2 separate regions of the Homo sapiens genome follow, and region 1 is linked to region 2. Evidence: chromatin loops called from intact Hi-C (ENCODE). Cell type or tissue: PC-9. All regions are shown on one strand.

Region 1 (5,000 bases), 1.5 Mb before region 2:
GCTGCTAATGGCTGGTTGGAGGCCGCCCATCCTTCCAGAAGCTCTCAGCCCCCTGCAGCCCCCACTCTGCCTCAACAGCTCCCCTGCACTCTGATTAGATTTGTGGGGTGACTGGGAGAGAGAAGGGTGGCTGGCTGAGAGACACAGGGAATGGATGACTATCACCTACGCTAACATAGACTGGACCACACCCCCACCAAGCCGCCAGTTCTGACAGTGTCTACACACTGGAGCGGGGCGGGCAGGGGCAGCTGGGGGCAAACGGCACTGTATCTGGGGAGGCAAGCCTGGGAGTGGTGATTGTTACATGCTGACCCCTAGGAGCAAAGATGCTGCTCGGGCACCTGGACACCGACTGCCCAGAGGAGTTGGGGAGGCTCCTTCAGGAAGAGAAGAGGCAGATGCTTCCTTCAGCTTAAGGGCTGCCTTGTGACTGGGACGGCACACCAGCGTGCCAAGGGGTGTGGGACAGCTCCTGGGCAGCACGTTTCAGCCAGCACCAAGCCTAGGAAGACTGTGGCTCCCAGCTGCATGGAGTTCCAGGCCTTGGGAGGGAGGCCATGGGTGGGGTGATGGGAAGAAGGGAGACACCAGCTCAGGAGTCCCAAACTCCAGGGACAGGCACAAGGGAGGCAAAGGCACCTGGGACTGTGGTGAACTGGAGACCGCCAGCGCCTTGTGGGGAAGTGGCCCCAGGGGTGTCAGGGAGTCCAATTACCCTTGACAGCTAGACATCTGTCTAGCATCAAGATTTTTTTTACATCAAAATTTCAATTTATAAAATCTGACAACCAAGGCAATATTTCTAAACCACCACTCAGGCCGAATGAAACGTGCTTCTTGACCCACCCCCCGACTGCGCTAGAGGAACTGGAAGGTTCTTTCCAGCCCGAGACTCCAGGCTTCTGAGAGGAAGGAGGAGAAAGGCAGAGGCCAGGGCCTCCTCACACACCCGCCTCCACCTGGAGCCTCTGCCGGGCCCCGGTCTTCAGAAGCCCTGCACCGCTGCCCCCCTCTTCCCACGCCCCCACCGTGAGTCCAGAGAACCCAAGGTACTTACAACGAAGTCTCGGCCCCTGCAGAGCACCTCAGCAGGCACGCCGCTGTGAGGGCTGGACGAGTCCTTGGGGTATAGGATGTCACTGCCAATGCAGGTGAGGATGGCAGGTCAGTCCCTGCCCTGAGCCCCCTCTACCGCTACCCCTCCCGGCCAAGCCCCAGTCCATGCTTCTTTCCACCGTGGGCTGGGTACAGGCCTGAGCCCCAAGACCTCCCCTTAGGAGCCACATCTGTGAACACAGACATGGGAAAGAAGCACCCCTCTACCCCACACATCCCCCCAGTTCTTCCTCTTATTACCCCTCAACCCGCCATGCACACCAGCCTCATCCTAAGACCCCTGCACATTCAGGGAGAGGTCACGGGCTCAGAGACAGACAAGGTGAGGAACAGCCCGGGACCTCAAGGAGCCCAGGACTCTGGAAGACAACTGGTCCCTGCACGTGACACCAAGAGAACCAGGGATGAAGCCATCTGCAAGCCCTTGGCCACCTGCTGAAAGGGGCAGGTGGGCATGAACCGAGGTCAGAGGCAGGGGAGGCATGTTAGCCCTCGGAGAGAACAGGCTCAGCACTCAAGGTTCAGGGAACTTCAGAGGAAAGGCCGGGGCCTTGGACAGCAGGGCACGAGAATCTCCAGAGTGTAGCCCTGACCCAGCTCCAGCCACAGGCCCTGCAACCCCGGCTCAGCCCCTGCTGCGGCACCTGTGCTCTGACTGTCCCTCCCTCTGCTGCCAAGCCCTCCTCCTCCCCCTGCTCAGGTCCACCTGGCAACCAACTGTCACTCATCCTGCAAGGCCACGCTCTGTGGGGACACGGACTCTGCCGATGTGGCTCATCGCTGCCACCACAGCGAAGGTACCTATTAAGTGTGTGCTGACCAAACAAACCTGGTCCATGCCATGATCTCTGCATTCAGGGAGCTCAAATGTAACAGCCGCCATCCCCAGGGGCAGTGTCTGAATGAGAGCCCGGTCCATGGCACAGAACGAGCAGTCTAGCCATAGTGACTGAATGGAGGCATGGATTTTGCATTGTCTCCTCACAGGCACACACAGGACCCTCACCCAGGGGCCCCTGACATGGCAGCATGGGCAGCAGCAGAGTAGGGCTTACAGAAGTGCCGGGGCAGGTGAAATGCCCACAGTCCCCAAGTCCCTACCTTCCAGTCCCCAGGACAGGGCGAAACTAAAAGGGGCAGCACCTCCAGGGGACACATGCAGTGCTGGGTGCAGAGCCCAGGGCTGAGCCATGAGGCTTAGGTTTTAACAGGGCTCTGCGGCTGCCTTGCTGCAAGACTTTTGGCAAGTCCCATGCCTCTCTGGGCCAGTGTCCTCAGGTGTGTGACGGGAGGACCCCTCTTGGCTTTCATTCACTTATGGTGTAAATATACACACGTGGTCCTATGTAATACGCGATGCGCCATTGCAAAAGCCTTCCATGATGAAAACGTGTAACAAAGGACAACAGCCGCAAGGTGCTGACAAACTGCGCTGGGCACCTGTGGAGCAGTGCAAGGGCGCCACCAGGTGGCAGTAACACGAATATACTCTACAACTATGAGGAGCTTTCAAGGCATTGTATTTTCTTAAAATGTTCAACATTTCACATTTTGTCACATTGCTCACCTTAAACTACATTACTTAAAAAGTGAGTTATTAATGCAATTAATGCTACATCATTCAGAATCAATATAATTCAAGTAAAACGTAGCCACATTATTTACCAAGGGTCTGCACTGGTAATATCCAGGCATTATTCCGGGTACTGGGAACATAAAGCAGGAGTCAAAACAGACATCCCTAATCCCTTGAAACTGATGGTCTCGTGGAGGCAGCACATGGTCTAGGGGAGGATTCGCCGAAGAGAAACCACTGAAAGGCATCAAGCCCCACGCTCAAGACCTGTGATCCCCAGCAGAGTATGTAAAAAATTCACACTTAAAGACACATCTAAACGAACCCGTAGAAAACCAAAAACAGAGAAACTCCTAAAAGCAGCCAGAGGAAAACAAAGGCAGGCTGCCTTCAAAGGAATAAGAACAAAACTGCCAACAGAAACAATGAAGTCGGAACACAACAAAATCATATCAACGCGTGGAAAGGAAAATAACCACCAATCTAGAATTCTAGAACAAAGGTGAAATAGACATTTCCAGACACACAAAAACCAAGGAAATGCATCACCAACAGACCCACATTAAAGGAAATACTATAGCATTCTTTAGGCAGAACGAAATGATCCCAGATAGAAACTTAGAGATGCAGAAAGAAATGATGACTAAATTATAAACATGCGAGTAAAGAATATTGATTGACTGGATACAGTAATGTCTTATGGGGCTGAAAACATACAGAGAATTAAAATACACCAGGCCGGGCACGGTAGCTCACGCCTGTAATCCCAGCACTTTGGGAGGCCGAGATGGGTGCATCACCTGAGGTCAGGAGTTCAAGACCAGCTGGCCAACACAGCAAAACCCTGCCTCTTCTAAAAATACAAAAATTAGCCGGGCGTGGTGGCAAGCGCCTATAATCCCAGTTACTTGGGAGGCTGAGGCAGGAGAATCGCTTAAACCCGGGAGACAGAGGTTGCAGTGAGCTGAGACTGTGCCACTGCACCCCAGCCTGGGCAAGAGAGAGAGACTATCTCAAAAAAAAAATAAAAATACACCAATCCTGTGCTCTCTTCGGCAGTACATATACTAAAATTGGAACACTAGAGAAGATTGGCAAATTAAAAAGGTAAAAAAATATATATATACCAATCTAGCAGTGTGTAAGTATGAGGATAGATATAAAATATTCTAAGATCTCTGAATAGATTGGAATGGGGTAAAAAGCAGCAATTAACATTAAAATGTGTTAAGTCATGAATGTAAGCTGAAAACTGTAGGGTAATCAATATATGAGCCCAAACAGTGTAACTTCCAAGTTAGCAGGAAAAAATAGAAACAGAAATGAATCCAGCAGATGGTAAGAATGATATAAAAATCCAATGTAGGCAGGACAAAGGGTACTACAGGGTGACTATAATTAAGAACAATTTATTGTATAATTTTAAATAGCTAGAAAAGTGAAGTTTGAATGTGCCCAACACAAAAATGAGAAATGTTTGAGGGGATAGATATGTTAATTGCCCTGATTTGATCATTACATTGTATACATGTATTTAGATTTCACACTGCCCCCATAAATATGTACATTATGTGTCAATTTAAAAAATGTTTAAATGCGGCCAGGCACAGTGGCTCACACCTGTAATCCCAGCACTTTGGGAAGCCGAGGCGGGCAGATCACGAGGTCAGGAGATGGAGACCATCTTGGCTAACACAGTGAAACCCCATCTCTACTAAAAATACAAAAAATTAGCTGGGCGTGGTGGCGGGTGCCTTGTAGTCCCAGCTACTCGGGAGGCTGAGGCAGGAGAATGGCGTGAACCCGGCAGGCAGAGCTTGCAGTGAGCCGAGATCGCACCACTGCACTCCAGCCTGTGGGACAGAGCGAGACTCTGTCTCAAAAAAAAAAACAAAAAAACAAAAAACAGTTTAAATGCAATGTAGGCAGGACAAATAGAAAGCACTGTAGATTTAAACCCAAAGCACTAGTAACTGCATTAAATTTAAAAGGACCAAATGCTCCCATTAAGAGAATACAGCGTAGGCCGGGCCCGGTGGCTCACGCCTATAATCCTAACACATTGGGAGGTCGAGGTGGGTGGATCACTTGAGGTCAGGATTCGAGACCAGCCTGGCCAACATGGTGAAACCCGTGTCTACTAAAAACACAAAGATTAGCTGGGCATGGTGGCGGGCACCTATAATCCCAGCTACTCAGGAGGCTGAGGCAGGAGAGTTGCTTGGACCTGGGAGGGAGAAGTTACAGTGAGCCGAGATTGCGCCACTACACACCAGCCTGGGCAACAAGAGTGAAGCTCTGCCTC
Region 2 (5,000 bases):
AAAAAAAGCAGGATGCCAATCTAAAGGGTATTCAAATAAGCAGACATTAAATATACAATGAAAAATTTTAAATGGCAAAAATTTGAAAGAAATCTATGCTAGTAAACAGTAAAATCCTTTCTGGAGTTAAAAGCATGTGTTCGTACTCTTTAACCCAATAATTTCACTTAGGCACTTTTCCTAAAAGAAATATCTCCCAAGGATGTATGTGCAAGGATATCACTGGCAGCATCATTTGGGAACAACTTCCAAGGTCAACAAAAGGGACTGTTTTAGAAATTATGGCATACATCAATGCTAGAATATTACACAGCTATTAAAACTCTGCTTTTGAATAATAGAATTTCTATCATCATGGAAAAAGTTGATCGATTATAAAATATTGGCAGTCATTGACTGTTGATGGTGGGATCAGTTGTGATTTAAATTTTTCTGTATTTTTCAAATTTTCATTAATAGGTTTCCTTTTAATAGGGAAGAGGTTATTTACAAAAAGGGGGGCAAAAAGAAATGAACAACCCCCCCTATGGTCAAGGAGACCAGAAAATGGGAGTAATGTGTTCAAAGCCTAAACCATGAGTTCTGTAAAAGCCCTTGGAGTTGCTTTTCCCCCATAAGAAGCTGCTTCTCCAGCAGCTGCCTTGGCAGCTCTGCGCTGGCTGCCTAGAAGGGTGTGGGAGGAAAAATGCACAAACGCACTTATGAATGGAATGTGTGTTTTGCAAGAGGCCAAGTTGGCAGCTTTGGCTTCCAAAAGGTGGAGCATCAGGCTAAAGAACAGAGTGTGCAGACTGAAGTCTCAGAGGCCTTGTAGTGCAGGCCCATCTCTGCAGAGTTCTGGAGTTGGATCCCTGGGGAAACCTCCACCCCTACCCTTTTTCCTAAGAAAAAGATGGCCTTGGCTATTCTTGAGAGCAAGTGGAGTGCTCTTGGTACAGGGAGATGATCCCTAGTAAAATAGTATGTCATTTATTCAGCACTCAATCTTGACTTTTCCTAGTTTAATCCTCATAACCTTATGAAGTACTAATTTCCCCTATTTTAAAGGTGAGGAAACAGGCCCAGAGAGGGAAATTAATTCACACATAGTGCATTACTGTGTTATTTTCCACAAATGTCTCAATAATCAAAATAGTTATTTCCTTATTTTATACAGCTGTGGAAATAGCCTCAAATGAGGTTAAGTGACTTGCCCCAAAATACTCAGGTGTGTGTGGGAGGTGAAGCTCCAACCCAGGCCTCTTCATATCCGAGGCAGACACTTAATTTATCTCTCAGGACTTGAGCCTCAAGAGGTAAACAGCAGCTAAGCTCTCACAGCTTTGGAGCTCAGCTGGGCAGGAAGGAACCCAACAACACTGTCAGTTTCAAGTTGTTCTCAGGGCCTTGCAGCGGAAGTTGGCAATTCACCTAGGGAACTTTCCTCCTGATGAAGGGACTTGAATCAAGTTGCGGTGTCTGATCCCAAGTCAAGCTCTTCAGTTCTGGTTCCACATAGGGCCAGATCTTACAGAAGCTACATTTAAACTTTCATATAGGACCAGATCTTATGAAGCTACATTTATAAGATTAAACACTGCTCCAACTGCCCAACCCTAAGAGTTAATTTTAAGTAGAATTATCTTTCTCTTCTTTTCTTCTCCTGACAGCAGGTGGTAAGAATTATTTTCCAATTATAAAAGCAATATATGTTGAATGTTAAAAAAAATCGAGTCTACAACAGAAAAGCATTTGTTAAAACCTGATTTGTCAATGGCACTAGCCATAGATAAATACTATTAACGTTTTGGCATATAGCCTTGCAGGTTTTGTTAGAAGCCTATGTATAGCTTTGTATATTTTCTCCTACAAAAGTGTACTCAAACTACATGCTATTCTGTATCCCTCCAGACTTCATACAACAAATAATATACAGTACTGTGAATGTATAATCTCACTAATCTGTAATCCTCTCGGATACATACCATTATTATCCCAAGCACAGAAATGTTAAGCAATTTATTCAAGTTCACACAATAATTTAAAAAGCTGGGATTCAAAGTCAAGCATTCTGGATCCAGAGGTCTACTGCCTCTTCTTGAAGATCTCTTTCACCGAAGATTTTATTTACTCTCTCTCACACACACATTAGAACTGGCTACCTAGAACTCCATTGTAATAACCCTCTGATAGCTCCTTCATTACATGTTTTTGTGTAGCTATCCTAGTATCCTAGGATAATGCTGTAGAATTGCAGGGTCTCAGTGTACAGAGCAATTTACGAGGTTTTTGGGTATGATACATACTGTATGCCAGATTCATCTTTTCTGGAGGGCAGTTAATATTTCTAGTAGTTTTGGAATTGGGTGCCTATGCCCCATGTCCTTTCCAACACAGATTGTTATCAGTTTGAGAGTTGATTAAAACGGCTTTTACTGAATTTCAAGTTTCCAGTTCCTAGAGGGAGAGATGGTGTGATGGAGGCACCTACTGGTGAAGGGTGGCACTGCAGTCATGTTCTGAAGGGAAGGAGGATTCCTAAACGTGGAATGGAAGGGGTTTCCAGGGCTGGTTAAAAAAACTAAAAGAATCTTCCACTCCACTGCCTGGTGGACTTGCCAGATTTCTCAGTTCAGCTATCATTGTCCTTCAATTTTTTAAGAGTTGTCAATAAGAAAACAGTTTAAAGAAATTTGCTTCACAGACATTACAACTTTGACAAATTGCATAATCGGCTGGTTTTCTGAGTAATCACTCCTCTTGGTTTCCTTAGCAGTATATACCACGTAATAGGGGTGCTACATGGAATGAGCACCTTGTACCGCACCTATGCACATAAACTCAATGACACAAAGAAACAATCTGTGGACATCCCCATACTATGCTTGAACTTTAGGCATTTATTGAAAACTTATACATGCCATATAAACAAACTAAACTCTTTTAGCTGCTATACCAAGTTTCCATAAAGCTGTCTGCTGGTTGGGGAGGCTACAGCCTGACCACATTCTTTGCCATTGCCTACAAGGGGTAAGAAATGGCACATGGAAACATGGCAGGCCGACTCACGAACACAGGCCTGGGCCAGCGCTTTCTTCTTCCTCTTTTATTCCCATCAGTCCTAGACCAGAGAGTGAACCATGAGTGCTGCAATAAATAAGAAACAAAGGTATGTTTTTATCCATAAGGTTGAATGAATGGTTATAAATGCCTAGTTAGAGGAGATATTTTTCCAAGTATGTGTGTGTGCCATGGGGCAAGGGCAGGAAGGTTTATGGAAAGCTGCCTGCTGAAGATGGTTTAATGGAAAAAGCACTGATGAGTCTCAGAGGTCTAGATTCAAATCCTACCTTTACCAATTAAGAGATATGAGGCATATCTATAAAACTATGAAATATTTAAATTACTATCTCACAGGGATTTGGTGAAGACTATCGACAATAGCAAACATACACTGAGCACTTACTACATGCCAAGAGTTGTTCTAAGCACTTGTCTCATTTAATCCTCAAAACTGCTCACTGATGTAGGTACAAGTGTTATCCTCATTTAAAAAATAAAAAAGCTCATAGACATTATATGACTTGCTGAAGTCACACAACTGTTAAGTGACAGAACCAGGATATCAATAATAGCAATCTGTCATTAGATCCCTTATAAGTTGCTGTTAAAGAGTCTTAGTCTTTGTTCATTCCATACTTTTGTAGCACCTGCTAGGTGCCAGAGGCTGTTTAAAAAAGTTACAAAACATTAACTTATTTAACAATGTTTGTTGTAAAAAACCTGGTGTGGTGCTTGGAATTTAGGAGCCTTCAATACTTGTTAGTTCCCTGCCACCTTGTAATGAATATTCATGGAACTGGGTCAGCGTTGAGGAGCTCTCTGAGGCAAAGCAGGTAGAAATGAGCAAAGACAAACACAGAATCTGTCTCCACCTGATGTATGAACTTAAACATGCAAACACTAGACTTTTGTGTATGGAGAACTAGAGCTTTGAGGGCAGGAGAGTTGCTCTGGAGTCAGACACACCATCAGGGTACAAGTCCTGACTATGCACTTACTAGCTATGTGACCCTAGGAAAATTGGTTAATCTGAGACTTTTTCTCCACTTGTTCAGTAAAGATTCTGACAACCTCAACCAAAAATGCATATAGAAGCATTTAGCACAGTACCTGGGTTTAATACATTACTGTTGTTTTCAATATTAATTTAAGAAGCTACCAAAAATGTAAGGATTAAGAGCTGCATCAAGACCCCAGCCTAAGGAAACCTTCTATTGTTTTTGCTATTCCTTTTTTCCCCAACGTTTCCCAAGAGTATCTGCTGCCATCACGGACACAACTGCACAAACAAGGCCCAGAGAAGTCAGTCACACAGCAAGCTTCCACAGCCTGGGGAAATGCATGCTACTGCTGCTGAGTTTGATCAATATGTCTACAGAAATCAGAATGTGACTTTTAAAGGATAGGAGTAGTTCAGGTTTCTTCACCACAGGATTTGCTGCTTCCAGGGGGTGCTTAATTCTACTGACTTGTCAAACTTAGGACCTTTGTCTCAGTCACAACTTAAGTGTTTTTGCTCCCTGACCCCAGCACTTCCTCCTCTGGCTTCACCCTCTGTGGAACATCCAGGAAGAACAATGATTTGGGCTACTCTTGACTTAGTTTACCTAAACAATGGTGGACTGTAATCTAAGTATTCTACGTGAGAACATGAAAACCCAGTCCACCTACCACCATACACTGCCCCTGAGGAGCAAGTCTGTCTGTTCCCCAGAGCCCACATCTTAACCAAAAAGCTTTTACTGGCAACTTGTGGTCACTTTTTAACCTGTTCCTGTTAGCTTACCCACAAGCCTGTTTAAAGTATGTTGGTCTAAGATTTTTTTTCCCCTCAATGTAAGCACCTAATACTTGTTTCTGCTTTTCAGAGAAAGCGGTTCTTTCAAAGGTGCCCAGTAGGTAGACCATCTCCCTAATGGTCCTCAGATGCATGTTATAAGAACTTTATGCTAGGAAAT

Evidence for each region. A loop is a pair of places that touch in the nucleus more often than their neighbours do. Peaks named below come from ENCODE experiments on the same cell type or tissue, not always from the same donor. Only the 100,000 strongest peaks of a DNase experiment are listed, where the experiment ranks them.
Region 1: a loop joins it to region 2, with 18 times the contacts of the local background. A loop is called at or near these places in 2 of 110 quality-filtered maps.

What each region holds. Positions count from the first base shown.
Region 1 is chr16:22,318,992-22,323,991 of GRCh38, reverse strand. POLR3E (RNA polymerase III subunit E) reads right to left here. Exons shown (of 21, transcript NM_018119.4): 14 at 1,061-1,142. Among named protein-coding and RNA genes, the nearest start is that of POLR3E, 24 kb to the right of the region's middle. RefSeq lists enhancers at 1,183-1,732, 1,733-2,280. In PC-9, CTCF peaks have their summits at 2,364 and 2,564 (motif pointing right); a DNase peak (open chromatin) is centred at 2,551.
Region 2 is chr16:20,847,525-20,852,524 of GRCh38, reverse strand. It overlaps REXO5 (RNA exonuclease 5), which reads right to left. Exons shown (of 20, transcript NM_030941.3): 20 at 2,860-3,126. The coding sequence ends at 3,045. Among named protein-coding and RNA genes, the nearest start is that of REXO5, 43 kb to the right of the region's middle. In PC-9, CTCF peaks have their summits at 2,264 and 2,470; a DNase peak (open chromatin) is centred at 704; H3K27ac peaks cover 1,289 bases.